Linked DNA regions of Mus musculus: region 2 is linked to region 1. The links are chromatin loops, found by intact Hi-C in ENCODE. Cell type or tissue: gastrocnemius. All regions are shown on one strand. Each heading gives the region's core, and the rest is flanking DNA. Links, peaks and the distances in the headings are about the cores only.

What was found. A loop is a pair of places that touch in the nucleus more often than their neighbours do. Peaks named below come from ENCODE experiments on the same cell type or tissue, not always from the same donor. Only the 100,000 strongest peaks of a DNase experiment are listed, where the experiment ranks them.
Region 2: it touches region 1 in a loop (6-fold over the local background); 10 of 42 quality-filtered maps call a loop at or near these places.

Annotation. Positions count from the first base shown.
Region 1 is chr6:146,884,573-146,892,903 of GRCm38, reverse strand. It overlaps Ppfibp1 (PTPRF interacting protein, binding protein 1 (liprin beta 1)), which reads right to left and starts at 4,410. Exons shown (of 31, transcript NM_001355728.1): 1 at 4,221-4,410. In gastrocnemius, for the core only: no CTCF peak of the experiment used is centred there; a DNase peak (open chromatin) is centred at 4,469; H3K4me3 peaks cover 3,928 bases; H3K27ac peaks cover 5,364 bases.
Region 2 is chr6:146,942,471-146,950,801 of GRCm38, reverse strand. All of the region lies in intron 2 of Ppfibp1 (PTPRF interacting protein, binding protein 1 (liprin beta 1)), which reads right to left. Among named protein-coding and RNA genes, the nearest start is that of 1700034J05Rik, 7.8 kb to the left of the region's middle. In gastrocnemius, for the core only: a CTCF peak has its summit at 6,581; no DNase peak of the experiment used is centred there; H3K27ac peaks cover 3,580 bases.

The DNA of each region.
Region 1 (8,331 bases), core at 239-8,238:
AGAAAACCGCTGCAGCTTTTGAGTAGTGAGCCTAGCCAAACTTAAGAAGATACCTAACATCTGCTCCTGGCCTTCCACATACAATCACGCACACATACATACACACACCAAATTTTAAAAAAATAATAAAATAAAGATATAGACCCAAATATGAATGGATATGGAGACATTAACTAAATCCTTCACTCACTGTTTTGTAAAGGTAATTCAAACCAGGACAGAAACATGCAACATCTTTGAAAAGACAGAATGTTAAATAAGATTTTCCTTCAGTTAATCAGAATTTCCTTCTAGCTCAGCTGTTTAAAAAATAGGTACCTTAAAAATTGGAAATGAAAACCTCAAAAAGTTGATTTTAATGTAATAAGTTGTCAGCATAATTTACTACAAAACCTAAGTAGTCCATGGGTATAAAAGACTGTAAAAGAAGTCAGCTGCTCTGCGACAGAATGACCTTGTTGTGATTTACCTCATACTGGTACAAAGAACGGCATAAAGACCACAGGAACTGCATGAGGCTCCCTCGGTGACTGTGTTCCCAAGAACAATTTAAGACAACTTTCAGATTAGACATGGGTAATTTAGAATTACAGCGTAGCCTAGATTTCAAGTTTCTGGTCTGGTAAGACCAACTGACTCTTATGTTAATGTCACTATTATAATAGTAATAGTTGTTTAACAAAAGGAATTAAATCAAAACCTAATCTCACCTTTCTTAAAAACTTTCATATCTTTTAACAATTCTCCTTTTTCTTTTCACTTTTATTTACTTAGGGTATGTGTCCCACATATGTTATAAGGAGCTGAGGCTAGAAGACAACTTGGGGGACTCCATTCTCTCCTTCTATCTAGGGATCAGGCCTGGCAGCAAGTGCCTTTACCCACTAAGCTATCTCACTGGCCCAAGAACTTGCCTTTCAAACTACCACGCTGGGGCTGGAGAGGTGGCTCAGTGATTAAGAGCACTCATGACTCTAACACAGACCCTGCGCTCACATGGGTTTTAAAACTGTCTGTAACTGCAGTTTCAGGGATGCTGACATCCTCTTCTAGGCTCCTGGGGCACACTATACAGCATACAGGCAGTAAGTTCATACACATAAAATAAAAGAATAAAAGTGCCATGTTTTACTATACCACATCTGCCCTCATAACCATGAACTGAAAAAGAGAAATAGTATTTCAAATTAAGTTGTACAATAACTTATTGCTCAAGTGTTTTAAAACTTGCTCCCCCCCCCAAAAAAAAACCCATACATACACACACACACACACACACACACAATACTTTTTGCTTGACTATCTGGTCTTCGAGGTTCCATCTTTATCTGCATGTCATTGTCTAGAATCTGTCATCAAGCAAGGCTACACTACATAGTACCCACCTTAGTGCCCACAGGAATTCCACATTTCTTTCTCAATAGAAGAAAACTGCACTAGAAAATACAGAATATTTTACATACATTCATTGAACATAAATACCAAAATTTTGTCCAATATTATTACTGAGTCATTAGCAATTCCAATGCCTTAGTTCAAAAATGCAACAAAAATTAAAATGTTCTGTTCCCATAAAGTACATACTCCCTTTACAAAAGCTTGTTCTTGCTGGGTACGATGGCACAAACATGTAATCCCGGGGTGGGGGGGACGGGGGACAAGAAGAACCAAAGTTAAAGGCCAGCCTGAGCAACAGGGTGAGATCCTATCTCAAAGAAGAAAGGGGGAGTGGGGTTGGCCCTATCAAAAGGTTGCTCTTCATATGCCCCGTGCTGTTTGGTTATTCCGGGAACTAGGAACAATGCTGTTTGAAAACAAAGCAAATAACACACAAATGTCCTTCCCAGTTCTGGCTATAGAGACGTCTTTTAAGTTCCATTTTTAAAATCCTCTATGCCCACACTTCCTGACTTGGGTTTACTAGACATAATGTGATGACTTTCTTTACCTAGCTCCTGGAAATGCCCTTTAGGTCAGAGTCTGGGATGCAGCTTCTGACTAACAATGAAGTCCACTCCCACTTCCTCCAGACCTGGCAACCAGGGAATCCTCACTGCTGAGGCACCCCTGCCCTCAAAGAGGAAACTGGCTTCACTCAGAAATCTCAGCTACATGCTTTCTATTTCTTGCTCTAAAAGAAAGTGCCTTGAAACTCTGAGAGCCAGTGTTGGAGTCAGAGTACTCAAAGTTAATTTTCCCCCAGAGAGACAATCACACTCAGTGACCCATGAGCAGAAAATCTCCAAGCAAGAAAAGGAGTTTGAAACAAGAAATAAAATCAGAATCCTGCCAATAGACAATTGCTTTCTCAAGTTAACAATCAGACCTTTTGAGTTCCCCTCACACTGCTGTCAATTCTTACTGAAAGCAAGGGTCTGTTTTGGTCCCACATCGGAAAAAAATCATATTCTCATTATTAAGAGTTTGTATACCATGCTTCCCAGCATTCCCCTGTTAAAACTCCTTTCCCAACCAGTAATGCTGGCACAGGCTTAACCCTAAGAGTTAGGAAGCAGAGACAGGCAGACTTCAGTGAGTTTGAGGCCTGAGCGGTCTGCACAGTGGCTCAGAACAGCCAGAGCTACATAGTGAAATCCTGTTTTAAAAATAAAAAGTAATAAAATAAAACTTAAACTCCTTTCTCTAAAAGTGAACCCTGAAAACACAACTAACAGCCTTCATTCAACTTTTTCTCAAGAAGCCCCAGGCAAGATCTAGATTGTCAGCCGCTTTCCTAACTGCTCTGGTGTATAAACACCAACAGAGTTATAGAATTGTGCCCCCAAGAAACCAGTTTTCCCACAGCTACGAATATATACAAGTGAATTTCTCACATCCTAACTGGACTACATAAAAAATATTTTACATTGATATGCAAGGATAACACTGATGTTCTTTTACTTAAGCAATATATGGTAGGATGTAAGGAAACTGAGAAAACATAAAACTATTTTCTCTTTACTTTCTGGGAAGATGATTCACATATTTGTGACACTTTTAAATATTCCCACCTGCACATATACTTCCCTGCTGGTTCTGTAGTAGTGTAGGAGACTGGGCTCAAGCATATGTCCCTGATGGGCATTCTCTTGTAATATGAGGAAACCGAGATTCAGGGTCTGAGCACACTTTCCAAATGTGTGGCGTGGCTCTGCAGTATTATATAGGGATTCTGGGGTTCCACCACAGTCCCCTGACTGGAATCTGGGGTATATTACAGGGAGTCTGGGTCCCATTGCAGTTCCCTGAATGGAGCGTATGGTATTATTGGAGTAGTTCCGGGGTGTGGGGTCCCACGAAAATTCCCTAACTGAAGTCTGTGGTGTGGTGGAGACTCTGGGGTGTAGGGTCCCAGAACACTTCTGTAATTGGAGTTCTGTGGTATCAGAGTCTATGGTGTGGTGGGAGGACAAGTGTGAAATGGGCTCACACTGTCCTGAATGAGTCTGTGGCGTGGTGAGATACCCACTGTGTAAAACTGTGCGCATGTCCCTGACTAGAGTTCCATGGTACTAGGATTCTGGGGTGTTCGGGTCCCAGCACATTTCCCTGACTGGAGTCTGTGGTGTGGTGGGGAGTCCAGGAGTGAGCTGGAAGCACACTTCTCTGACTGGAGGCTGTGGTGTGGTGGGGATTCTGAGGCGTGGGGTCCCAGCACACTTCACTGATTGGAGTTCTGTGATTCAGAGTCTATGGTATGGTGAGGGGACGAGTATGAGATGGGCTTATACTACCCTGGCTGGAGACTGTGGGTGTGTAAGGGGTCGGGGAGTCCGGGTGTGAGCTGGGAGCACACTTCCCTGGCTGCAGGCTGTGGAGGGAAGTCTGGATGTGAGCTGGGAACACACTTCCCTAACTGGAGTCTGGGGGGGGGGGTGCTGGGGGGGGTAGACCGGGTGTGAACTGGGAGCACATCTCCCTGACTGGAGACTGTGGTGTGAAGGAGAGACCGGGTGTGAGCTGGGAGCACACTTCCCTGACTGGAGTCTGTGGAGGGGAGTCTGGGTGTGAGCTGGGAGCACACTTCCCTGACTGGAGTCTCTGGGGGAGTCCGAGCACACTTCCCTGACTGGAGTTCTGTGCTGTGGGGAGTCCGGGTGAGGGAACCGAGGACCCAGACGAGCCCTTCCTGTCACCCCGAAGCTGCTGCCCCCCACTCACTAGAGATCCCCGAGAACGCGGGCGCGGGTCGCAGAAGGAACCGCCCGCGGCTGGCTTACCTGAGGCGGAGGGCCGCCGAGCTCCACAAGTTGCAGTTCCGCCTCCCGGGACCCGCCCGGCTGCCAGATCGCCACTCTCGACGCGGCCGCCCCCGCGCCCTACACGGCGACAGGAGCCGGGGCCGGAGCACAGCGCCCGGCTGACATCACCGCCGCCCAGGTGCCGCCTCCCCTCGGTCCTCCTCGTCCCACCGCCCCGCCCCTCCCCCGGCGGGAACCAGCCCCAGGGGCGGAGGGGGCGGGGCCTCGCGCTTGCGGCCCGCTGATTGGCCGGGCGCGCGGTCACTCCGAGGCGGCGCCTGGTCTCCCACATTCCTGGCCGAGCCCAGCGGAGCTGGGAGTGGGCGTCGGTGGGGAGCGCGCCCGGTCCGCTGCGGTCCGTAGGGCGCGGATAAAGGGCTGCGCTGAGCCGGGCGGTCGCTCGCAGCTCTTCCCGGGTCAGAAGCGACGCTCATCCCGAAAGAACGCCTCTGTGTCGCGGACCGAGCGGACGTGGCGGGCGGGGAGCCCCGCGGATAAAGTAAAAGGCCCCGGAGGGGAAACTGAGGACTTACAGAGACTGAGCGGACGAGGATCCCAGAGGTGGCCACCCTAGTTCCGCGTGGTCATCTAGCGGCGCTCAACCACGTGGCTGCTTTTGCATTTAGTAACGAGACAAAAATAAAAATAAAAAGACACGCAAGCTTCCAGAGAAATAAAATGAACTCTCCAGAGGGAGGGGGTAAATGTTTTACTATTTATATTTTTTCGAGGTTTTCCCCCCCTCTCCCCCCCCCCGCTGTGACACATATCAAGGCTGGTCTTCAAATTGTTATCTTTTTACCTTAGCCTTCCTAATAGCTGAGGTTACAGGCCCACACTCAGCAATAACCTGCTTTTTAAAGATTTTTTATTATTATTTTTGTTGGAGTTTGTTGTTGTTGTTTGTCCTGTCGTGAAACTGTGTGTGGACCAGACTGGTCTTGAACAGCTATCTGCCTGCCTCCGCCTCAAACTATTCAAATCAAAGATGTGTACCACCACACCCAGCTATTTTTGTTATTTTGTTTAATTATGTGTAGTATGTGTGTGTACCCATGGAGGCTAGAAGCATTGAATTCTCCCAGTTGTGAGATAGGGGCTGTGGGCTGAACTCAAGTGTTTCTGCAAAAAGAGCAGAAGAGGTTAACTGTTTGGCCATCTCTTCAGGCCCTATGCTGAACTTTTTAAGTCCCATAAGGCTTCTGTTTTGATGCACAACTGAAAAGGGAGAACCCTCACAACTGAGTTCAAACCACATGATAATAATTACTGTTGAACCAATTGCAGTGACTGAGCTAACAATTAAGAATTAACTACTATTTACCCTCTGGTGGATATCAGCTGTGTAATCCTCTTGGCTGCAAAGTCAGGGAGATTCTCAGGAGCCCTTCTTTCAGTTTCCCCTGTCAGACCCAGAACTGAACTGAATAATGAAAAGCAGCTTTATGGATACAGAATATGATTAGTTTCTGTTAGCTTTTTGTTGGCTATGAGCCTCCCCAGCCCCCACCGCCGCCGCTGCCACCACCCTGGGGAACGGAAGGTGGTGTGTTTGTGTATGTGTTGACTGGGGGGTTTGATTTTAGTTTTCTTGAGACAGATTCTTAAGTAGCTGAAGCTATCCTTGAACTCACTATGTAACATAGGCCAGCCTTGAACTCAGGAACCTTCTTCCACTAATCCCAGATGCTGGGATTAAGGTGTGTGACATGTGACTTTTCAGCTGGCTTTATTGTGTGTTCTTTGATTAATGACGTCGCACATTCGCCATTCTACCACAATGGATTCACAATGTCCCTCATTGTGTCCCATATGCTCTTCCCAGCCCACCTGTCCATGGGAAGTAAACTGATTTTAACATAAGGAGTCAAAGCCTCAGCAAGGTCCCAGCTGACTATAAAGCCGGATCCAGAGGATCTGACGCTCTCTTCTGTCCCCCAGGGGTACCTCTGGGCAAGAGACTCACATTTAAAAAAAAAATAGTATTGATTATTCATACTCCACACAGTTTCAGAAACTCTAAAGCTACACAGATAAACTAGACTTGCCCCCTGTGCTCGCACTGACTTTATATTGTCACCATGGTAACTGTCTGACTGACTCTATTCTGAAGCCTTCCCTTGAATTCCCCAGCGGTGATTGTCTACACCAAACCAAATGAGCTTCTGAAGTGTTTGTTTTTGTCATCAACATCTTGCCCTGAAATTCTCAGCTGGTCTCCTAAAACTAGCCCTGGTCAGGCTTCTATTTTATCCCCACCCCCACCCATCTCCCTCTTCTGTCCATCCCTCTAGTAGAGAGACTCACAGACACTGCTTGGGTGCCATCTTTTGTCACTTTCACCAAAGGTATAAGTAGATTGCCTACTCTTCTGTCAAGGTCCAATTAAAGCTTTGACCTGTCAGGACCTGCTGTGTGCCACAGTGAAATCACAGGGCAGGGTGGGGAGGTCTGGGAGTGGACCTCTACAGAGCTCTGCCACATGCTGTGTAACACTCAAATTATCTACTTGAAACTTCAGCTACTTCCACTCTAAGTGGGGCCCACAATGCCTACCAAGGTTACCGTGGGAGGTATTTTACAGGTGTGTAAAGGCTGAGTTTTACCTCGTTAAAGATATTTCCTGCCAGTGGCAATGGTGATACATGCCTTTGATTCCAGCACTTGAGAGGCAGAGGCAAGAGGATCTCTGAGTTTGAGGCCAGCTTAATCTACAGAGCAAGTCCCAGGGCACCTAGGGCTCTACAGAGAAACCCTGTCTCAAAAAACAACCAAAACAAAACAAAAAGCAAGGTATTTCCTGCCTGCCTTTCTCTTAACATTTTATAGTTTGTGAAAGGAGCGGGGGTTTTGTTTGTTTTGAGACAGGGTCTCACTATGTAGCCTGGATGTCTTGGAACACACTGGCCTGGAACCTACAGAGGTGCATAAGCCTCTGCCTCCGGAATGCTGGGATTAAAGGCATACATCACCATACCCAGCAAATTTGATATTTGAGACAGTCTCACTATGTAGTCCAGGCTGGCCTGGAACCCACGATGCAGCCCAGGCTGGACATGTAGCCAATGCCTCAGCCTCCAGAATGCTAGGGTTACAGGTCTGTACCACACATCAGCATCAAGTTTAAAACTTTTTGAAGAGCCTCTGTGTATTCCTTGTGCCAAATGCAAAGAGAGACTTTAGCAAATGTAACAACTACAGAGGGCTGGAGAAAATGGGGCCTGTCACTTCTGCATACGAAGTCTACTCCTGAATTATTTCCAGCCAAAAACATCAACCACCTCCCCATGGCTTTCTCTCAATGTCCCTCTGCCCCTGTTCCTTTCAGCAGCAGGCCTTTCCCTTCCCCTCCCCTTCCCCTTCCCCTCCCCCCTCCCCCTCCTCCTGCCAGTCTCTCATTCAACCTAGAACTCATCCTTTGACTTCTCTCTACTACTCCAGCCTCCTCTTCCCTCAGTCAGTGCCTGCTTTCTGCTTTGCTCCCAGGTGCCCTCACAGGGTGGCTGGAAGATTCCAGCCGCTCCTAAAGCCCTAGTCACAGGATGGCTGCCTCCAGACTCCAGTTCTTCCAAAACCACAGCCAGCCACAGGAGGGGGAGGGAACGTCCACCCCCATAGAGATGGCAGGATAGAATAACAGGAAGTTGCCTCCTGTTCCCTCTACAGCTGGAATGATAACAGCTGCCACCGAAGTGTAAGGAACAAGAGACTCAAAAGGAAAGCTGAAAAAGACCCAATCTGGAGCAGATCAAACCAGGAGTCACACTGAGCAGGGCCGGTGGGGGCCATTTCAGCCTCTGACTCCCTCCTTTCTACCATGGTCCCAGCTCTTACCTGTTCTACATTTGGATTTTATTGTGATACTGAATGTTTATAAGATAGCCTCAGGGGCTGGAGAAAGGGCTCAACTCAGTGGCTCAACCCAGAGAACCAGGGTTCAATTCTCTAAACCACACAGGGGCTCACAACCTTCTGTAACTCCAGTCTGAGCGGGTCCAACATGCTCTTCTAGCCTCTGCAGGCACTACACACACATGGTGCACAGACATGCATGCAAAACCCCTATCCATATAAAATAAAAATAAAATAG
Region 2 (8,331 bases), core at 7-8,006, 58 kb before region 1:
GAATAAAAATGAAGTAAATGCTAAATGAATTCCTAGAGAATGCTAAGGCTCTAAATTCAATATTAAAGAAGGATGTAGTTAGGAGAAATAATCAATTGCTTCAAATGTGAACTGCAAGTGAAGAATTAATTTACACAGCACACATGGTGTCTAATTTCAGGATGACAGGTGGGGTTTATGTTGCACTGCCTGCCAGGAGTCTTTTCCTGCTACCCCCTAACTCCCCAGCAAACAGAACAATGGTCAGCTTTCAGAAGAAACAAAATCCCTATCAGATAACACTGCTGAATGAGCCCGTCTTCAGCAGAGTGGGTGCAAAAGCCCTTGGATAAATTCCCTGAAAGATTATTAGTCCAGATCAAGAAGTTCCCTTGCTAAACAATTTCCGTCTTATCCCACATTTCAAACGAACCTCATGGATTTAATACCCTTTTATTTCAGTACAGTATGCTTGATTAAAAAAAAACTACCTCCAAGGCACGGAGGGCATCTCTCCAGTTTGTGGCTTTTGAAAGAACACTAATCTCATTACCACAGCATTATCTGTTCAGAAGGGAATAAGAATGGTAATTGACTTGCATACTCCTTGTCTACCTCAATATCTATTATTTTAAGTTTAAAAAAAAAATCCTCTAAAATACAAAGAGCAGCCACTCCCCCTCTTCCCTGACCATTATAAAACTTCCCTCGTAAGCCCACGCTCAAAGAACAGGCGGCATGTCAGATGCACCCATGGGCTCTGACTTTGGGATCTTACGTTTTCCCAAACAGGAGAGTTTATCAGTAAAGTGGCATCAGAATATTTGTACCATTATTGCAACACAGCAATTTCATTCACATAAGGACCAGAAATAGACACTGAATCCACTGTGTAAAGGACTGTCAGGAAACAGTATTTGGAGGTAGTCCAACAGTCACTCCACGGGTAGAAAGCAGCCTACACCTTCAAGAGAAGCAGCGTAGACTGGCCGGCAATGTTCAACCTGAATCTCACCACAAGGACTGCAGTAGTCAGATAAATCTTAGATTGCAGAACATTCTACTAGACACTCTCTGGAACTAAACATGTTAGGATCACAAAACACAAAATAACTTTTTTTAATTGAAAAAGACAGAGAGACATGGCAGGTTATAATGGAGACCACAGAGAGAGAGACATGAGGCCAGCTGCTATTCATGATCTCCAACTGAAGCCTGGATCAAATCCACAAAGCTAAACAAAACTTAGGTAAAGGATTCTTCATAACATCTGGAAAAAACAGGTAGTGACAGATAGTATATAATATGATCGAGTAGCTGTGTCAGTCATGGTTCTCTAGAGGAACAGAACTTATAGAATGAATATTTATTTATTATATCTTTTAGATAAAATATAACACGTATATATTCATTAGAATGGCTTACAGGCTGTGGTCTAGCTAGTCCAACAATGGCTGCCTATGAACAGAAGATCCAAGAATCCAGTAGCTGTTGAGTCCACAAGGCTGGATGTCTCAGCTGTCTTCAGTAGAAGCCAGAATCCTAAAGAAGGCGGTTCTAACGCCAGTAACAAAATGGACTTGCCAGCAAGAGCAAGAACAAACAGGCAATGACCAAACTTCCCTCTTCCATGTCCCACTTCAAAAGATCTGAAGTAAAGGTGTAACTTTCTACCTCAAAAGATTCAGATTAAAAGTGGGTTCTTCCCACTTCAAATGACTTAAGGAAAAAATCCCCCTCAGGGTCCTGAGTTGCACGGGCTTTAGTTAGCTCCAGATGTAGTCAAGTTGACAGCCAGGACGGCTGCACAGGTGTTACCAACTGACGATATGGTCGAATATTTACTGTATAATAACACCAAGGCTACATAAGAGAACACCTTCGATTCTTTACAAATAAGAAAATAAGAAAGCTAAGACCAGGAAACCACTAAGAAAAACAAACTCTAGGAAGTAAGGAGTCCAGTTCTCTATGCCTAACATTTTCATGACACAGTATCTTAGTCATATATCTACTTAAAATAACTAACATTTTAAGCACTGGAACATGATATTAACTGCTAAGGTTATATAAATGGGTCGGTTCTTTAGACTCCCTCATTCATCCTGGGTTCTGTCTTGGATTCCTTGGCTCCAGGAACGTCCAGTCAGTCTCGTGCACAGTCAGGGGTGTTCAATTCCTAACTGGAGCTCACAAACGGGTCTAGCTGAGAGCAGAATGGCATCCCAGGGTTGTTCTAAAGCAAGAGCTCCGCTTGCTTAGTTTCGCTGAGGTCAGAAGAGTTTTGCCCACTAGAGGCAAGTTTACCTTTCAATGACCTCACATTGCAAGGGCTTCCATCTGCTCTACCTTGGGAAGTACTCGCTGTACAGACCTCTCTGCTCCTCGCCCTGCAGGAACAGGTCTAAGAGCTCCTGAATATTGATTTTTTGATGCTTCCTTTCCTTCTGGAGCAGGACAGCATCAAACGTGCCTGGATGGGAAATAGTGCACACAGGAAGCACACGAAGCACAGCGAGCTTAGGCCCTGTCTGAGACAAACGTGCACATCGACATACAACGAACACTCTGCAAGCAGTGAACATTCAGAAACTCTTGACAAGTTTATCTTTCCATCCCAGGTTAAAGAAGGGAGTTATTAAGACTTCCTGGCTTTGGCCCCTGGTCCTCTAAACTTGCTGTGAATTCTGAGGAAATTACTTAATCTCTCTGTGCCTTCTTTTTCTTCATCTATAAGCTGTAATACTACAGCACTAACCTTTAAAAGAAAGTAGTAATGAGTACTCAGTACAAGGATTAATGGCACATTATGTTTATAGAGTGTAAATGCTGCTAACTGCTGTCAACATAACACTCTTTATTCTAAGAAATCTGTCACAACTCCTGGTGGCCACAGAAGAAAATTCAAGTAAAAAGGCACTGCACTTCTCTACAGTGCCTCCCCACACCAACCTGAGATCAAAGCATCAGCAGCAGCAGTTTCTAGGCGCTCCTGCCAAGGCTCATGCTCCTTCACCTATCAGGAACTTCCCCTAACCTGGCTACATCTTCAGTCCACACTGCTTCTCCTGTTTTCAAATCCTATCCTTCAAGCACAGGCTATATTCAAGCCATGCTACAGAAGAGAGCCAGCGAGGCCTGAGGCTTAACCCCACCCCTTGTGTCCCCAAGCACTTGTTTTTGGTGTGTAAATGCACATTTTACCCTGACTTGTAGAAATCAGAGCAGAAACACATGCCCACACCCCTCTCTCCCACCAGACAAAGGCTCTGATGTTCTGCTTATCTCTGCATGCTCCAAAGCCCCTGACCCAGTTTCTCATACAGAGGCTCCATGATAAACCTTTGGTAAAATGAATGGTTAATCTGCAGGAAACAATTTAAGTCGATAAGATCTAGGATGGAATGTCACTTCCTTTCATAACCTTTAGCTAGCTTCTGTGGGAGAGTGTATCTGCGCCTCAACCACATGACCTGTATAGCTGGACTGGGGGTGGGGGTGATTCATGGCCGACAACTAGGGTCAGTGTACTCACATGTGTTCACTTGTTTTGTGCATGAATTTGTCCTGTGCTAACACTGTACAACCCAAGACCACCACTCTAGGTGGTTTCAGGATTGTTCCAGCTGGCGGAGGGGGAAGTATGGGCGTCGGGGATTGCCCTCAGCCCTCATGGAGGTTCCTGGCCTTTTGGTTCAGCTTGACCCTCAGACTGTGACAGCCCTTTCCAAGGTGTATCCTGAAGGTTTTCACATCAATGTGCCTTTCACTGGAAATTTTACTGTCTCAAAGATTCCCCACCCATCCCCACCCCTGCCCCCAGCTTGGTGCTGAAAAAGGCTACCTGACATCCCCAAGTCAAGAAGGCTGAGAGACCTCGGGGACAAACAATACGTTTTTCAGCCAAGCTTTATGCATGCATGGGTCAGAATGCACTTGGCCATGAGCTAGATGTTAATGATTCAACTATTAAATCATGCCTAAAAAGAAACACATAAAACAAGGTTAGGTACTAATTTGGTTGACAAAAAATGCCGTGACCAGAGGCTGGCAGGAAATTAATTCTGTATTTCCTCTAGGAAAAATACCCAGTTACTTCAGGTTCATGCCAACTTTACAGAGCATCACTCATGAGGTGACAAGAGACAGGAGTCCGGAGAGCAGAGTCCCACCACAGACACTTTTTTCCCTTTTCAGTGCTATCTCAGGAAACAACACCCAGCCCCCAGAGCCTGCACTACTCTTGGGCCCCAGTTTGCTATCTCAGCCTTTCTGGATCACTCAGCCTTACAAAGGAGAGCCACCAGACCCAGGGGGTTGCTGTGGGTTAGGGGTGCGTGCTGTCTTCTCCTGTGAGAAGGCCAATGACTGAAGGCCTGCCATTCTTATCATTTCCTGCTTGGAGCTTGGGTGTTAACCTTTCCCAGACACACAGGAGCCCCAGTGTGGGTGAAAGGGCTCTGAAAGGGCTGTTCAGTGTCGGACTCAGGCAAAACCAATACATAGCACAGCAAGGACCCAGTTTGACACGAAGGTGTCTATTCTGCTTTCCAGGAGACCTTTGCATGCATCCAGGCTCCTCAGAATCAGCAGAGTCACTAAGATAACTGGCCAAGGAACTACAGAGGACTCAGGTTCCGTTCCCAGCTCACAACCACCTGTAACTCCACTTCCAGGGTATCTAAAGCCCTCTTCTGACCTCTATGGGCGCCAGGCATACGTGTGGTGTGCATACATATATACACAAAGGCAAAGCATTCACATACAAGAAATAAACATAAATCTTTTAAAAAAAATTCTAAAAAGATAATTGGTCAAGCAGGCAACATGGCATACACCTGCAATCCAGCAATGAAGGAAGCTGAGGCTGGAAATGTGTTAATTTGAGGACTTATCCCAGCCTCAAAACCCAAAAAACAAAAAACCTCAGATAAGCTTTTGGTGCCAGCCATTGACACATACTCTGCTTCTGAAGTGACCTTATAATACTAATATATGTAATATATTATATTATATATAATTTTAATATATATCTTTTTCTTTGCAGAGCTGGGAACCAAACAGGGCCTTGTGTACACTAGGTAAAACCTGGACTGCACACACAGCCCAGTAACAGGGTTTTGTTGTTGTTTTGAGACAGAGTCTTACTCTGTAAGCCAGTCTGGCCACATGCTCACTATCCCCCTGCCTCGGCCTCCCACGTGTTAGAATTACAGGCATGCACTACCATGCCTGGCTCCTCTACAACTGGTTTTTCTTGTTGAAAAAGCCCAGATGCATTCCAGTTGCCCATGGCTCCCTTTGCCTAGTTTATCATATAAACGTCTTTCTGTCTCATGATATGAGGACCTACCTTAGGTACACTTCCATGCATAAGTCACTAATAACTGTGTTTCTGCACAGTCCTGGAGCTGAGTCTTTGTTGAATCCCTTGACACCTTCTGCCTTTGGCAGCCAGTTCTAACACAATGAATTTTCCTAGAACAATTCAAGGTCTCACTTGTCTAAGCAAATATACATTGTACGGTTTTCAAAAATTATGAAGAATAAGGCAACTCAGATTCCACTAAGCTAAACAAAACCTTTAAGAATGCCTCAGAAGCCACATGACTCCTGGACAGAGCTAACCTCCTCCAAGAGTAAACAATTTCAATGCCCAGGCACAGGAATCTGGCTTCCTTGCGTCATTCAGGAATCCCATGCTCAAAATGAGGGACATTAGTGGAGGCTTCTGCCCTATGTCCTAGCTCTGCTCTAAGTCGAATGCTCATTTGTTGAACAAAACTGCCATCCATGCACACAATGACTGAAAAGCTTCCAAGCAAGCTGAGAGGCCACGGCAGGGGTAGGTACCAAAAAACAAGGGTCAGAAAAGTTAGGTCCCAAGTAAATATAGTACAAAATGCCCAGAATAGCCCAGAAAGACAGCTGCTGACCTTTTCCTCTAAAATCTGCATATCACAGTGCCAAATGCCCGATAACACTCTAAGGCCAAGCCAGAATTACTACTACAGAGAGAAGATATAAAGTAAAATCCACACAGACAAGCATATCTGACAGTGCCATGACAATTTGAATTTGGGTACAAATGTAAACAGGGAGGACATTATTGTACTATAGTTAGCAATGGATTATATACCACAAACTCAAAGCTTCCATAATTTCTACAAATACCTCCTGAAAGTAAAATGTGCACACAGCAGGCAGAGTCTCTGTCCTTGGATCATGATGCACAGATGTATGAACTGGGCTAAATGGGGGGGATTTACAAACCCACTTAAATCTATTCTCTATTTTTGTACTTCTGAAGCAATGGAAGGCCTTGGCTTACTGGAACCCTGATGTGGGGACCAATCACCTCCAAAGGAAGAAAGGGAGGGAAAAAGGAAGGAAAGAAGAAGGGAGGGAGGGGAGGAGGGAGGGGGGAAGAAAGGAAGGAAGGCAAGGGAGGGAGAGAAAAAGAAATTCACATTTGATACCTGTCACACAGAAAGCAATGGATTATTCCCAACACAAAAATCTATAATCCTAAATATTCTAAAATCCAATCCTTAGCACCACTCTCAAGAAATTCTAAGGGCTGGAGAGATGGTTCTAAGTTCAATTCCAAACAACCACATGGTGGCTCACAACCATCTGTAATGGGATCTGATGCCCTCCTGTGTCTGGAGACAGCTACAGTGCACTCATGTAAATGAAATAAATAAATCTTTAAAAAAAAAAAAACTTTAGAAACACTTCATGTTAAAGACATGAGATCTTTACTTTTGTTTTTTATTGTTGTTTTGGTAAAATGTATTTCATATTAATTATGCTCACTCCACAAAAAAAAAAGTCAGGAAATAGACATGTCAATTCTAAGGAACAGAGTGACAGTGAGTGCAAGGGGGTTATAAAGAAAAGGGCAGATAGGACATAGTCATGGGATATGCTTTCCTGAGGGGGCGGGGGGAGACAGGATTGACACTATGTCAGGGGCTATACTCTATCAGAGGCTGCAAATTGCAGGCTCACAGCAAAGTGCTATATGGACACACAGGCAGGCCTGTATGGGTGGAAGCCATCCCATGTTACAGCCATTCTTAAACCATTTAAGAGAAGGCAAAGACATAGCTAGACAGGGGGCTTCACCTCATTCTTACAAATGGCTCCGGCCACCCCCAAAAGTGGTATAACCAGGTACAACAGACTACCCCCAGCCAAGAAAGCAAGAATCGATATCATAGAGGAGGGACAAAGGCATTACCTGTGCTCTTAGGCACAGGATGCTACTACATCAATACTCAACTGGCAGTAACGCCTCCCAAGCCCAGTGGACAAATGTCACATCGGTTTGGATGCTTTCCTGTGCTGCTCCTGCCGTCAGGCTCAGGACAGCCATAATGAGGAAGTGAAAAACACAATTGAACACTTATTTTTATTCTGTTAATTCCATGCATACCAATATTTCAATTTTCTTCTGGAGATGGGGTCCAGCTATGTAGTCCAAAGCAGCCTCAAAAACAAAATCCTCTTGTCTCAACCTCCCAAGTACTAGGATGATAAATATACCATGACACACCCACCTTGATGCTAATATTTGGTGTTTGTTGCTGTTGCTGTCATCTGAGACAGGGTGGCTCTATACAGCCCTGGCTTTCCCGAAACTTGTTATGTAGGCCAGGCTGAGTAACTCACAGTTACTGCTTCCCCAAATACTAGGATCAAGACATGAACCACTCTACCAGGCACCGCTAGTATTTTAATTGGTGCTCTTAAATACATATTTCTTCAATATCTAAACAATAAAACAAACCCAACATTTAAAAGGAACGTTCTTAACTGCATGACTAGAATGTGGGAACTGAGAATTGAAAGACAGACAAGGAGATCTCTTACAGAAGACATCCTTCATCCCTCAACAGAAGAGGAGAGGAAACACAAGAAGACTCAAGTACAGAACCCCGATTTCTACTTTACGGATGTGAAACCCCAAAATGCTATCACCACAGCCTTTAGCTTTGCACAAATGTTAGTCCTGTATGTTAGTTTTGCCACTGTCTTCTGTCAGCCTACAGAAAGTTGTTCCTTGAGGAGAAAGCTTTTAGTAGCACCCTGAATCAAGAGTGGGAGTCACCCCATTAAATAAATAAATACATAAACCTAAGTGTTTATGTATACCATGAATGAATATGCAATGACTTTTAATCTACCTATTATTTAGTTCAGAGGAAAATAAACCTTACCCTTAATGAACAAAGCATACAAAGTAGTATCGGTGAGATATAGATTTACACACACTCACAGAACCCTGCATCACTTATAGTCTGGTCACAGTTTCTATTTGTAAACACAAGTTGCAACACAAGACCA